2 separate regions of the Homo sapiens genome follow, and region 1 is linked to region 2. Evidence: chromatin contacts called from ENCODE Hi-C or POLR2A ChIA-PET data. All regions are on one chromosome and are shown on one strand. The core of a region is the stretch at or near the end of the contact, and the rest is flanking DNA. Distances in the headings are between cores, read along the strand shown. Region 1 overlaps PITX1-AS1 (PITX1 antisense RNA 1). Region 2 holds the start of PITX1 (paired like homeodomain 1).

Evidence for each region. A loop is a pair of places that touch in the nucleus more often than their neighbours do. ChIA-PET counts read pairs that join two places held with the same protein, here RNA polymerase II (POLR2A). Pooled maps may share reads with other maps.
Region 1: a loop to region 2 is called in a map of PC-3, with 3 times the contacts of the local background. The contact joins the enhancer-like site here to the promoter of PITX1 in region 2. A Hi-C loop is called at or near these places in 5 of 168 maps with a recorded cell type or tissue (Caco-2, K562, PC-3 and 2 more) and 1 of 50 pooled maps. POLR2A ChIA-PET finds 5 or more read pairs at or near these places in 1 of 52 experiments (MCF 10A).

What each region holds. Positions count from the first base shown.
Region 1 is chr5:135,082,869-135,089,877 of GRCh38, reverse strand. All of the region lies in intron 2 of PITX1-AS1 (PITX1 antisense RNA 1), which reads right to left. Among named protein-coding and RNA genes, the nearest start is that of EPIST, 46 kb to the right of the region's middle. Within about 2 kb of position 4,482, at least 2 of the 41 ENCODE cell types and tissues checked have a DNase peak (open chromatin) inside an H3K27ac peak, as active enhancers do; they include PC-3 and PC-9, where a contact is called at or near this core.
Region 2 is chr5:135,029,029-135,035,644 of GRCh38, reverse strand. It overlaps PITX1 (paired like homeodomain 1), which reads left to right and starts at 1,417. Exons shown (of 3, transcript NM_002653.5): 1 at 1,417-1,932; 2 at 4,137-4,369; 3 at 6,324-6,616. The coding sequence starts at 1,764. It overlaps PITX1-AS1 (PITX1 antisense RNA 1), which reads right to left and starts at 2,371. Exons shown (of 6, transcript NR_161235.1): 1 at 2,105-2,371. RefSeq lists enhancers at 1,901-2,533, 5,858-6,542 and a silencer at 3,704-3,911.

The DNA of each region.
Region 1 (7,009 bases), core at 3,233-5,732, 51 kb before region 2:
GAATAGCGTATTAGTCTCTTCTCATGCTGCTAACAGAGACATACCCAAGACTGGGTAATTTATAAAGGAAAGAAGTTTAATTGACTCACAGTTCAGCATGGCTGGAGAGGCCTCAGGAAACTTACAATCATGGCAGAAGGGGAAGCAAACACATCCTTCTTCACATGGCAGCATGAAGAAGTGCCGAGCAAAGGGGAAAAAGCCCCTTATAAAAACATCAGATCTCGTGAGAACTCACTATCAGGAGAAAAGCATGAAGGTAACCACCCCCATGATTCAATTACCTCCCACCAGGTCCCTCCCACTACACATGGGGATTATGGGAACTACAATTCGAGATGATATTTGGGTGGGGACACAGCCAAACCATATCAAATAGATTGCAAATATTTTCTTCCATTCTTCTGATTGTCCCTTTACTTTGTTGATTGCTTCCTTTGTGGTGCAGAAGCTTTTTAGTTTTATATAATCCTATTTGTGTATTTTTACTTTTATTGACTGTGCTTTTCAGGTCTTCTACATATGTCCAACAGGTATATGAAAAACTGCTCAACATCACTAGCCATCAGGGAAATACAAATCAAAACCACAATGAGATATCAACTCACCCCAGTTAGAATGGCTATTATCCAAAAGACAAAAGATAATAAGTGTTGGCAAGGATGTGGAGAAGGGGGAATTCTTATACATTGTTGGTGGGAATATAAATTAGTACAGCCATTATGGACGACAGTATGGCAATTCCTCAAAAAACTAAAAATAGAACTACCGTATGCTCCAACAATCCCTCTTCTGGGAATATATCCAAAGGGAGAAAGATCAGTGTATCAAAGACATACTTGCATCTCCATGTTTATTGCAGCATTATTCACAATAACCAAGATATGGAATCAACCTAAGTGTCCATCAATGGACACAGGGAAAATGTGATATATATCCACAATGGAATACTTTCCAGTCATAAAAGAGAATGAAATCCTGTCATTCAAAGCGACATGGATAAGCTTGGAGGACATTATGTTAAGTGAAATAAGCCAGGCTAGGAAAGACAAATACCACATGTTCGCATTCATATGGAGAAGCTAAAAACGCTGATTCCCTAGAAGTAGAGAGTAGAATAGTGGTTATTAGAGGCTGGGAGGTGGGGGAGCAGGAGATAGAGGTTGATGAATAGATACAAAATTACAGCTAGACAGGAGGAATAAGTTCCCATGTTCTAAGCACCATAAGGTGACTATAATTAATAACAATTTATTGCATACTTTCCAATAGCTAGAAGAGGAGACTTTGTTCCCAATGCAAAGAAATGATACACGTTTGACGTGATGAATATGCTAATTGCCCTGATTTGTTACTTATTGTATGTGTATATCAAAATATCATACTGTACCCCATAAATATGTATAATTATTATGTCAATTAAAAATAATAATAAAAGCAAAAAAAACTAGCAACACACCTCACTTCTCAATACTGATAAGAGTTCTCCATCCCCAGAAGGAGTTCTTCTATCCCTCCAACACCCAGCCCCTACCTGCTTTTTCAGACTGAGTCTCCTATTTCACTTCTGCACATCATCTGAACATCCCCTGGTCCCTTCTACAAGTCCCCACTTTCCTGTCTTCTTAAAATTGCTCAAGACTATCCCCCTGGAAGTCTTCTCCACCCCAACTTTGCAGGACCAAATCACTTCCTCATATTCTAAGCCTTACCCCATAGGCCACCTCCCTCATGAAGCCTTGCCTGATGCTACCAGCTGGAAGCAATGATTGATTGCTAAGCAAACTTGACCCTGGAGTGAGGCTCCTGAGACAGCCATGCTCTCTCACCTGGCCTGCACCATGCTCCTGGCCAATTCAGGCGCTGTGGCTGGTGCCCCAGCATAAGGTTCTGGACCAAGATGACTGATCCCTCTACAACTCCCCTTGCATGCTGGGTCCTCACTGTCAGAGTGGACTCTCCTAGCCAGGCACTGCTGGGGGTTAAAGGAAAAAGGCATCTAAAATCTTAGCCCAAAGCCCTATCCAAGGGACTCAACAGAATATGGCTTAACGTGGCCAATTTTTGTTCCTCTGAACAGCAAATGGATGCATTGAGCCTCCCTCTCTGCCAAAAGCTAAAGCCAAGTCCACAAGTCCACATTGTCCACAGACTGGCAGGAACAGGGGCCAAAAAGGGGGAGAGTTAGGCTGCCCCATACCCTGTAAGGTCCTAGAACACCACCCACACCTAAATAGCTTAAATTGGGTTTGGTGTGCCTTGAATTTCAGCTTGTACTCCAAAGTTCTAGTACCCCGAGGGATACTGGTCTAATGAGGCAGCCCTCAGGCTGATGGTCAGAACACCATCCCTGAGAGAAGTGAGTTTGTCAAACAATCCAGTCATGGGGCAGAGCCTAGAGGCTGGGACAACCCTCCTCCCCTCAGCCAGTGCCCAGGATCTGCCAGCATCCATGAGGTGAGCCTAACCCCATGCAGCAAAATTCATCTTTCTGGGGCAAGTCCCTCCTTGCTTCTGCTTGCTCTTGCCTACTCTACCTCCAGCCCCTTCAACCTAACTTCAGCTGGAGCTATGCAAGAGCATCTACTACACACATGTGCACACGCCCCACAGGTAGACAGACACAGGTGAGCCGTGGCAGCCTCCTGGGCAGGACCACCCTTTGCCCAGGTGGGGCTGGTCCAGGTGACTCAAGAGCAACAGCTTAGGGGGAAGAGCCAGAGGTAGGCAAGCAGATAGGGGTGACTCCCACGATGGTGACTCCCATTGCTCTGTCCAGACCTCTCTACTGAGCCCCACCCAAAGGCCCACTCCTCACCTCCTACTGGATGAACCTCAAACATGGCTCATCAAAATGGAACTCATTTGTCTCCCTTCCAGACCAGCTCCTCCACCAGCACCTCCAACTCTGGAGTGGCTCTGCCCTCATGCAAGCCCCTCCTCCTCCCTCTCCTTTAGCATCCATCCCATTGGCAAGTCCTGCCCCTCCTACCCTGGTTCTCTTCATGCCCCTGACACTGCTCCCACCAGGATCCCAGCAAGAGTGACTGAACCAGTTCCCCCTTCTAGACCCTTCTTCCACACAGTGGCCACGGTGATCTTCAAATGCAAATCTGACCCAATGTGCCTATAACCAAAGCCCCCTCCAGGTACAGTCCCCTGGGTAGCTCATGGGGGCTGCAGCTCCAGCCCCTCTCACCTGCCCCACCCAGCTCTCACTCCTCCTCCTTTCACTCTCTTCTCCAGCCACGCTGACCTTCCCTGCACCGCCCCCATCATAAGGCCTCTGCACATGCTCTTCCCCTGCCACAGTCACTCTTCCCAGCCCCTTGGCCTAGCCCGCAGTCTTCGTGCTTCAGGTCTACTTTCATGCAGGACGACGCCTCCCTGACCACACTACTCCGTGCCCAGCCCCGCATGCCACCCTGCTCATCCCTCCATCCCCCTCACTGCACCACCCAGTACCAGAGAGCCCATCCCATCCTCAGAGAACTTTCTACTGGACTGTGAGCTCCCTGAGGGCAGGCATTGGACTCTGCCCTGCTCCTCACCGCTACCCCATGCCTGGTTGACAGCAGGAAGCTGTGTGGGGGCTGAACAAGTGAAGGAGCCACTGACGGGGCAGGAAGTGGAGGTGGGCAAGCACTGTGAGGGCTGAGGCCTGTCCACTGTGTGTAGGGGATGCCCCTCAATGCCCCGGGACATTCCCTCCCCGGGGCTGGTCACTGGGGGAAGACATCCCCTCTGGGGATGCACCACGGGGCTGGTGCAGGAAAGGGAGGTGAACCATGAGACAGGAAGGTTCTCCAGCCGGGCCCCAGCCCGGAGTCAGGAGCACACAGCGCAGGCAGGTCCAGTCTCCCCTCAGCTGCCCACAGCCCCGTCCAACCCACTAGGAAAATATTCTGCACAGAGGACACTCCTAGAGGAGGAGGAGGCTGTGCTCACACAACATGGCCTTGCCTCTGGGGGTCAATGCCTTGTGTCTGACCCAAACCCAAACCAACCAACCCGGCCTGCCCCAGAGCTTCCTGCTCTGGATTTCTGGGCTTCTCCTGCTCCTTCAGGTTCCACCCAAATTCCTTAGGTCTGACTATTCCCTGAGTCTATCAGGGCACAAGTCAGGGAAGTAGGGCTGAGAGGTAAAGCACAAGTCACAGACTCAATGCCCCCTCCCCACGGACCAGACCCCAGCCCCCTACCTAGAGCCCCCACAGCTGAGTGGTCCTCCCATGACTCAGGGATGCCCCTCCCCAGCCAGAGACCCTGGGGTGGGCTGGAGGGTAACATCAGCCCAACGGTCAAGGGCAAAGTGCCAGCTCCACTTGCCACGGTATTATTAAAAGTCAACTGTCTCCCAGGGTGGTGGTTACATGGTGTTTACTTTATAATAATTTGTTAAACTGAATATTTTCTATATGTGTTATATTTCACAATTTTGCAAAGTTTTTTTTTTTTTTTTTTAAGGCAACTGCCTTCATGGAATGCAAACCCTTGTGAATGCCAAAACTCAGGCCAATGCCAGAACTACCCACCAGGCTTCAGGCACTGATGGAGCCATGTGTGGAGCCACCTAAGAGGGCCACACTGCCCTCGGGGCCTGTCACTGCAGGCCAGTGCTAATGAGGGAGGAGGCTGTGCTGACTCCCAATTAAGCGACTTTGCTCCAAGGAATCAGAGAAATCTGGGAGGGTGGCACACACTGCTCTCTGGACTACCCCACCCTCACCCCATGCCTCTGCCCACTATCCACACAGCCTCTGGACCCCAGAGACCCATGACACCCAGGCAGCAAAGCCAGGGATGAAGTGGGGTCTGAGGCCTCCCTTCTGAAAGAGAAAAAGCTGCACAGAAAGCCAACAGTTCACAGGGGCATCACACTGGCCACAGACACACAGAAAAAGGCTTAGCCCTGCTATTCAAAGAAAGGCGAGTCAAAGCACCATCAGATACCATTTCACCCAACTAACTGGCAACAACTAAAAAGAGCGGTAAAGGCAGGAGCAGGAAAGGAGAAAAGCCCTCTCACTCGCCGAGGAATGGAGTACACGCTGGCCCACCTCTCTCGAGAGCAATCTGACACTATCCTAGCCAAGCATGCCCATCCAGCAATCCCACTTCAAGAAAATGCCTAAGGAGACAAAAGGACAGGTTTGCAAAGATGTGGGTACACTCATATTCAGAGTAGCAAAAAGTCGAAAGTATCCTAAATGTTCATTAATAAGAGACTAGGCATGTAAGTTATGGTATGATAGAACATTCTGCTCCTTATTCAAAAGAAAGTAGTAGCTCCTTAAATACCATTGAAAGACATCCAAGACTTGGTGTTGGGGGAAAAGACTGGTTACAGAACATTGTAGTGTAATGTGATCTCATGTATATTTGCAAAGTGTGTGTGTTTATATACGTGAGTATTTATTTCAGCATACACATGCATATAATTCACAAAGGCAAAACTATCTGGAAGGATAAATACTTAAGAGTAGCTATGGAGAGGGCATATTATGAGGGAAGTTCACTTGCTCTGGATGGTTTTGATTTTTATAATGACCATGTACTATCAAAGAAGTGATAAAGACATCCCATTAAAGTAAAGCACTATGTACCCCCAAAAGGCCTAAATCCACAAGGATAGGAAGAACATAAGAGAAAACCATAGCAACAAAATGTTGGAAACTGGAAAGCAGATGGATGAGGGGAACTGACTTAACAGACCTAAGTAAACTAAATCCTAAGTCAGCAGTGAAGAAAGCCAAAAAGCCACCTGACATTTGCCATAGAATTATACAAAGCCTTAGGAATTAGAGGCACCAGAGACCTGTGGGAGGAGGGGTTGAGAACAGGAGGGCCGGCTGAAAGCCCTTATCATCAGCCTTTAGAGGTACAGGTACCCTCTCCAACTCCCTGCAGCCAAGTGACTGCCCCCCTCCCTGCTGATAGAAGACTGGAGGATTTTCTGGGAAGAGTTAAACAGAAGGACTCTGGTTTGGGGGACACCAAGGACAGATGAGAGGTAAAGTACCATACTGAAAACAGAGGAAGTGAGTGAAAGTTTACATTCTGAATGTCAAGGCCCCCTTGACTTTTTCCCCCATCAGATTCACATAAGGCTGGCAGCTAGGTGAATGTCCTTAAATCTGCAGAATGGGAGGGGGCTTCTCTGAGTCCTCCAGCCAGTCCTAGAAAAAAGAGTTAGAAGTTCCCCCAAAAAGATTGCTGTTCTGTGAACAACACAAACACAGTGTTCCAACCAGTTTGTTAGTGAATATGAAAGCACAGGCAAGAAATACGAGACACCATCTCACACCAGTTAGAATGGCAATCATTAAAAAGTCAGGAAACAACAGGTGCTGGAGAGGATGTGGAGAAATAGGAACACTTTTACACGGTTGGTGGAACTGTAAACTAGTTCAACCATTGTGGAGGTCAGTGTGGCGATTCCTCAGGGATCTAGAACTAGAAATACCATTTGACCCAGCCATCCCATTACTGGGTATATACCCAAAGGACTGTAAATCATGCTGCTATAAAGACACATGCACACGTATGTTTATTGCGGCATTATTCACAATAGCAAAGACTTGGAACCAACCCAAATGTCCAACAATGATAGACTGGATTAAGAAAATGTGGCACATATACACCATGGAATACTATGCAGCCATAAAAAATGATGAGTTCATGTCCTTTGTACGGACATGGATGAAATTGGAAATCATCATTCTCAGTAAACTATCACAAGAACAAAAAACCAAACACCGCATATTCTCACTCATAGGTGGGAATTGAACAATGAGATCACATGGACACAGGAAGGGGAACATCACACTCTGGGGACTGTTGTGGGGTTGGGGGAGGGGGGAGGGATAGCAGTGGGAGATATACCTAATGCTAGATGACGAGTTAGTGGGTGCAGCACACCAGCACGGCACATGTATACATATGTAACTAACCTGCACAGTGTGCACATGTACCCTAAAACTTAAAGTATAATAATAAAAAAATTAAT
Region 2 (6,616 bases), core at 168-2,667:
AGGACACTGGACACCTCCCTGCTTCTTTCCCAGGCAGACAATCCTGGCGCAGCTCCCTTGGGTTGCTGTGTCTGGTGGAGCTGATCACAGGTGAGGGGCAGAGGGCAGTCTGGGGTCCGCCTATGGCCAGAGGAGCAGGTCAGGGCGGCGCCTTGCCGCCCCAGCTGTGGCCTGTTTGCTCAAGACGCTGAGGTCTCGGGGCCAGCTAACAATTGTTGAGCAAAATCCTTCGACAAACTTCACCTACGTGCAAGGACTCGAGGAGGGAATCACTCTTAGGAGTGGGAGAGTAATGTCTTTGCCTGTGCCCAGTGAAGGCCCATTGGAGCTGCAGCTCAGCTACCACTGTGTGGGAGAGAAGCTGGAAGACTGAGGGCTTCCTGGGCTGCTGGCCCAGGGTTGGGAGACAGCAGTCACCTGGCTTACCAGGCCTATGCCTGAAGCCCTGGGAAGCCAGGACGCAGGCCCCAGGCTGGGACAAAGCTACCCTGAAGGAGGGCAAAGGCTGCCAAGGCCAACCCCATGCCTGCCAAGGCCAGGCCTGGCCCATTTGGCCAAGGCCTAAGGTGTAAAACAAGGGGAGAGGTACAAGAGGCTGTGGGGTCTGGCTGGGATCCTTGGGGTCTTCCTTCTGCATTCTCCAAACGCCTAGAGCCAGCAGAAACGTTTCGTCTGATTAGAAGCCATCATTTCTATCCCAATCCCGGAAAATTGACTGCGGTGCAGAGAGGGAGGCCTGAGAAGCAGCCGTAGGGGAGAAGGTCCAAGCTAATTAGGAGGCAGCATCCGGGGGCCCATTAGAGCGCAGGCTGCTGTCACTCAGCCGGGCTGAGTTCCCGGGAGAAGAGGCTGGAGAAGGAGGGGCAGGCGGCCCCTCGACGAGGACACCGCTGGGAGCTGCCGGAACGGGCCCCGGGCTCTGCCCCCGCCCCGGCGCTGGCTCGAAGGCGCCCGCTCGGTGCGATCCTGTTCGGCAAACATTCACTCATCCTGGGCTGTTCTCGCCAGGGCTGGGGACTTCGAGGCGGCCGAGACGGGAGTTGATTCTAGGCGAAACAAGTCATTTGAGGCCTGAGGTGTGCACGAGCCGCCCGGGACTCGCAGGCCAGATGCGTTTCTTTTGTGAGGCCGAGGGAGAACTCGGTGTGTCACCGGGGAAGGAGGGAGAGGCGCGGCGAGGCCGCGGGGGGCGGGGAGGCGGCGGGAAGGTGGCTGCGGAGGGGGAGGGCGCGGGCGAGGCAGGGAGGGAGGGAGGGCGGCAGTGAGGGCGCGGCGGCGCGGGCGGCTTGGGGCTGGATTCCGCCCGCGCTCCCTCGCTCGCTCGCTCCCTCCCCAGCCCCCTCCCACCCAGGCCCACCCCACCCAGCACCCCTGGCGCAGGGACTGCTGGAACCTGGCTGTGCGCGCTGTCGCTTTAAGACAGACTCTGCCGGCGCCGTCCGGAGCCTTAGAAACCGGCCCCGGATCGCGAGCCGGAGCCGGAGCCGGAGCCGGGGCCGGCCGGGCTGCTGAGGCCCGAGCGGCAGGAGCGCAGCGCGGAGCGCTGAGCCAGGCGCCCAGTCGCGAGAAGCTGCCGCCGCCTCTGCCCGCCCGGCGCCGCAGCCCCGGGCGGTCCATGGGGCGGGCACGGCGTCGCTGCAGGCGCCGGCAGCCCTGGAGGGCAGCCGCTTAGGCGCTGCGCTCTTGTCCCCGCAGGTCGCAGCCAGGGCGGCGGGGCGCGCCCAGCCCCGGCCCCTGGAGCGCCCGCCGCGGTCCCCACCTCCATGGACGCCTTCAAGGGGGGCATGAGCCTGGAGCGGCTGCCGGAGGGGCTCCGGCCGCCGCCGCCGCCACCCCATGACATGGGGCCCGCCTTCCACCTGGCCCGGCCCGCCGACCCCCGCGAGCCGCTCGAGAACTCCGCCAGCGAGTCGTCTGACACGGAGCTGCCAGGTAAGCGCCGTTCCCCGCGCGGCGCGCACAGAGCCTACCCGGGCGCGGAGCACGGGGAGCTGGGAGCAGGGCCTGACGCCCGCGCCGCGCAACCAAGCTCCCTCTCCGCCCCAGAAGCGTCAGGAGCTTTCTTTTTCCCGTTCTCGACCTGACGGTGAACGCGGAAACTTACGCACACGCGAAGGCACTTCCACGCGGTCCCCACGCGCCAAGAGACTGGCAGATGCACGAGCCTACAGCTGGAGGGTTGGACTGACAGCCCCTCTTGATCAGGAGTAAATAGAACGGGAAAGAATTTGATTTGCGCAACTGGGCGCTAAGGAGCGGCTCGGACGAAGGGAGAGGAGGAGACCGAGAAAGGAAGAGGGGTGACGGGCGAGAGAACGCACTCAGAGAGACAGAGAGGGAGGTTAACACCGTGACAGTAGGCGACAGAATGAAAGAGACCAAAGAGAAGGGGCGGGCGGGAAGGGTAAACGGGGGGAGAGGGGTCATCAAGTAGAAGGGAGACACAGAGGACGGTGAGGGCGAGCGGGCCAACAGGCGCGGCCGGACTCCCAGCAAGGCCAGCCGGAACGCCGATCAAGGGATCCGGCCCACGTGCGCGGCCGAAGCCCGGAGCAGCCCGGCTCTGGCCCCCGCCCCGGCTCCTGCGCGTCTCCCTCCGCGCTGCCTTTTTTTGTCCGAGCTGGAGCTTTTTTCCAGCAGCGAACTGGGCCCGCGGGTGGCCGGCGCGGGCAGTGGGGCAGCGAATCCGCTGCCCAGCGCAGCCGGCCGGGTTCCGGAGGGGCTCCGAGCTCCCCGGTGTGGGCGCCTCTTCTGCGTTCATTTCTTAATACACAGCTGAATGTTTCTCTCCACTTTCTTAGTATCTGTTTCTCTTTTGCATCCCTAAGTGATTTTTCTGAGAGGTTGTTTGCTTGGTTAAAACATAATCAACGCTGAACTCTACTTTTGTTTTCAAAAGTTTTAAGCGCGGTCTTTGGTTGGTTTTATTTTTAAAACCTAGAGAGATATATAATCGTATATTGATTTTTTTGAACCAAATCTATGAGGATGAATTAATTTTAACTGTATCTTTCGATTCTGAAAGAATTAACGTACGAAGTGTAGGTCTGGAATTTAAAATATCTACATGCAACATTATTCTTCCGGAGATTTTAAAAAGTCAATCCAAAATGGCGCGTTTCTCCGGAATTTTCTCAAAATCCATTTACAGTGGTGTTATTTGGGGAATTTAAATTATCTAACTATAATGTGTTTCTCTGGGATTTAAAAATTATCTCTACAAGGGCCTTATTGGGAAGGAGTTAAAAATCTATCTACAACGGTACATTATTTTTTTAAATCCCAGAGAAATAAATGCTTCTGTCAACCTGGAGTTTATACACTTACAGCTCTGTATTTAGTTAGGGGTGTGTTTGTACGGAGCTTTCTGGCTTCTTAATTTACATTTGCTCTGTGTTTCTTCCTGTCTGATTTTGAGAATTTGTGGCCCTTTCAGTGTCTTTAGGCATAGAGCTGTGAGCTTTTCTGGGCTTCTGTGTTTTGTTTTTAAACTCTTTTTCTTTATGTATTAATGTTTCTATGACTGCGTGTGTTTTGTGTAGCTTCAAAGAGAGACAGACTAAAGCCCGAGGTCACCTAGACAGAGTCTGTCTGTCTGGGCTGCAGTTGGTGGGGTTTTCTAGGCTTTGGGACTGGAGGCCTGGAAGCAAGGCCGAGAACCCGGCTGTGTTGTGCCTGCCCAGTGGGGCTCCCATACACCCCTGAGGAGAAGAAAGTGGAGGGACTTTAGGCTGGAGAGATCTGATCCTAGTTCAGAAAAGCAGAGACCCCCTCAGATTTAGACCCCCTAAGAGTTCGCAAAACAAACAAACAAAAAGCATACATTTGCTGGGAACATCAGCAGCAGGGTCAGAATCTGAGCCGAGCTAAGGGTGCAGGCCCTGCCCAGCCAGGAACGCAGGCCCGCGGCTCCAGCTCCGATTCTTGGGCTCTTCTCCGCGGCACACCAGACTAGAGGTGCCTACTGACGACCAGCACCCGGCGGGCGCTTTCCAGTGGGGACAGTTCCCAGGAACCCTAGAGGGAGGGAGGGAGGGAAGACCGCCAGCGCTGGTGGCGAGCGGTTCGGTGGAGCCGGGACGGGGTGCAACGGGGCGTAAGCCCAGGTGACCCGCTCCCCGTCCTGCCTACTGCAGAGAAGGAGCGCGGCGGGGAACCCAAGGGGCCCGAGGACAGTGGTGCGGGAGGCACGGGCTGCGGCGGCGCAGACGACCCAGCCAAGAAGAAGAAGCAGCGGCGGCAACGTACGCACTTCACAAGCCAGCAGTTGCAAGAGCTAGAGGCCACGTTCCAGAGGAACCGCTACCCCGACATGAGCATGAGGGAGGAGATCGCCGTGTGGACCAACCTCACCGAGCCGCGCGTGCGGGTGAGCAAGGGGTGCGCGCCTAAGGGCACCCGCGCAGAGGGCTCCCGGGCCGCCTCTGCTGCAGCCCTCCAAAGCTTAGACCCACAAGCAGAACTTCACTCTCCCACCATTCAGACCTGCTCCCTCCCTCCACCGGAGATCCCCACCTTAGGCCCTGGCCCACTAGCGTCTGCCAGGCCTCCAGGCGCCTCGGACCTTCAACCCCTTTGACCCTCATCCTACCTGATCCTCGGACTAAGGCAACCCCAGCCCAAAGACCTGTGCCCCCAGGGGACTCCCCCATGCCCTATGGGGCCCAGGACCCACTCAGATGTTAGCAGGATACCCTGGGCCAGAGACTGGGCAGTGGATTCCCTGCCGCTGGGGACCTCGGGAGCTGTTGGCCTTATCCCGAAAACGAAAGGGAAAGGCAGGTCCTGTCTGGCTGCCTCGGAGAAGCCTGAAAGGTGCCTGGGTTTGGGGCTCTCAAAACTTCCTGGAGCAGTGGTCCCATCTCATAAGCAGATTCTCTAAAAGCTCAAGATATTCTCCACCCTCCCCAGCCATCAGTAGGACCCTTTGCCTTCTGCCCTTTCCGGAAGGTCTCCCGTCAGGTGAGGTGGGGGGTGGCTCCGGGAGCCAAATGTCCTTCCCAGTCCCTTTTAGGATATGCCATCTCAGACCCAAGACCAGCCTGCATTCTCCCTCTTCTCACCCGTTTGGTTTCCAGTAAAAGCAAGGCTTTCCTGCCAGGGTAGCAAGAGAATCATTTCTTCCCTGGGGGCGTAAATATTTAATCAGATATTGGGAGCACCTCCCAAGTCGACCAAAATCCCAGCTGGCCCACAGACTCCTTACCATAACCCCAGCCCTCACCCCTCCCTAGGCAGGCTGGCCAGCCCAGTGGGACTTGGAATGAAGACACAGCACTCAGTAATCCTGAACTCACTAATCCTGCCCAGGTTTATGGTGGTAGGGGTGGGTGGGGGTGGAATCAGGTAGTGTCAGTGCTGGGGACTAGGGAAAGCTGAGAAGCAGGGATCTGGCAAACTAGCTCAGGAAACTCCACTCAGAACTGGAGGAAAATCCGAGTGGGCAGAGGGCATGCGGTAGGCAGATAGGTAAGGATGGGGGAGGACTAGGAGGTTCTTACCAAATTTGGGGGGAGAAAAGGAAGGGCAGGAAGATTAGAAGAATCTAGTAAGAATAGAAAAAATTTAAATATTTGTGGAGAAACATATTTGGCATATATTTAGGCGGCAGGAAAGAAATTAAATAGGAAGCAAAAAGATCAGGTATTTGAGAAAAAGAATCAACTGTTTAAGGGGAACAGTGCAGGTCAGATATTTGGAAAGGATTCAAAAGCCTAATATTTGAGGACGATTCAAAAGGATCAAAAATGGGGGATAAACAAGAAAACAGACTGAGGGAGAAGAAAGAGGTTCAGACAGTGGGGTGGACTGAACGAAAATAAACATTTGGAGCCAAAAAGAAAACATCAAATATTGCCGATAAAGATGATAACAAACTATTTGAGCGATGAAATAGATCGAAGAATTGGGGGAGTCGGAAAGTCCTATGTCTCAGGGAGGAAAAATACCTTTTGTATTTGAGGGAGAATAAAAAGACTGAAATATTTAGTAGATAGAGCGAACCTGTTTGGGGGAGAAGGCAGAGGTGAACTGGTTGAGAGAGGAAGAAAGAAAACGAATATCTGTTAAACGAGAATCCGTATTCGGAGAAGAAAACGGATATAATTTCGGGAGAGGATAAAGATCGGAAAAAGAAATTAGTATTTTCTGGGGACAGGAAAGGAACCATTGTGGAGGGAATGCAGGAGCGGAAATATCGGTCGAAGGAGAGAAACGACGTTCGGAGGGCAGCGGGCCGACGGAAGGCTCCAGGCGGTGGGGAAGGGGGTGGGGTCCCTCCCGGCCCGCAGCGGCCCTGACCCTTCTCCCGTCCCCTCCCCCAGGTCTGGTTCAAGAACCGGCGAGCCAAGTGGCGTAAGCGCGAGCGTAACCAGCAGCTGGACCTGTGCAAGGGTGGCTACGTGCCGCAGTTCAGCGGCCTAGTGCAGCCCTACGAGGACGTGTACGCCGCCGGCTACTCCTACAACAACTGGGCCGCCAAGAGCCTGGCGCCAGCGCCGCTCTCCACCAAGAGCTTCACCTTCTTCAACTCCATGAGCCCGCTGTCGTCGCAGTCCATGTTCTCAGCACCCAGCTCCATCTCCTCCATGACCATGCCGTCCAGCATGGGCCCAGG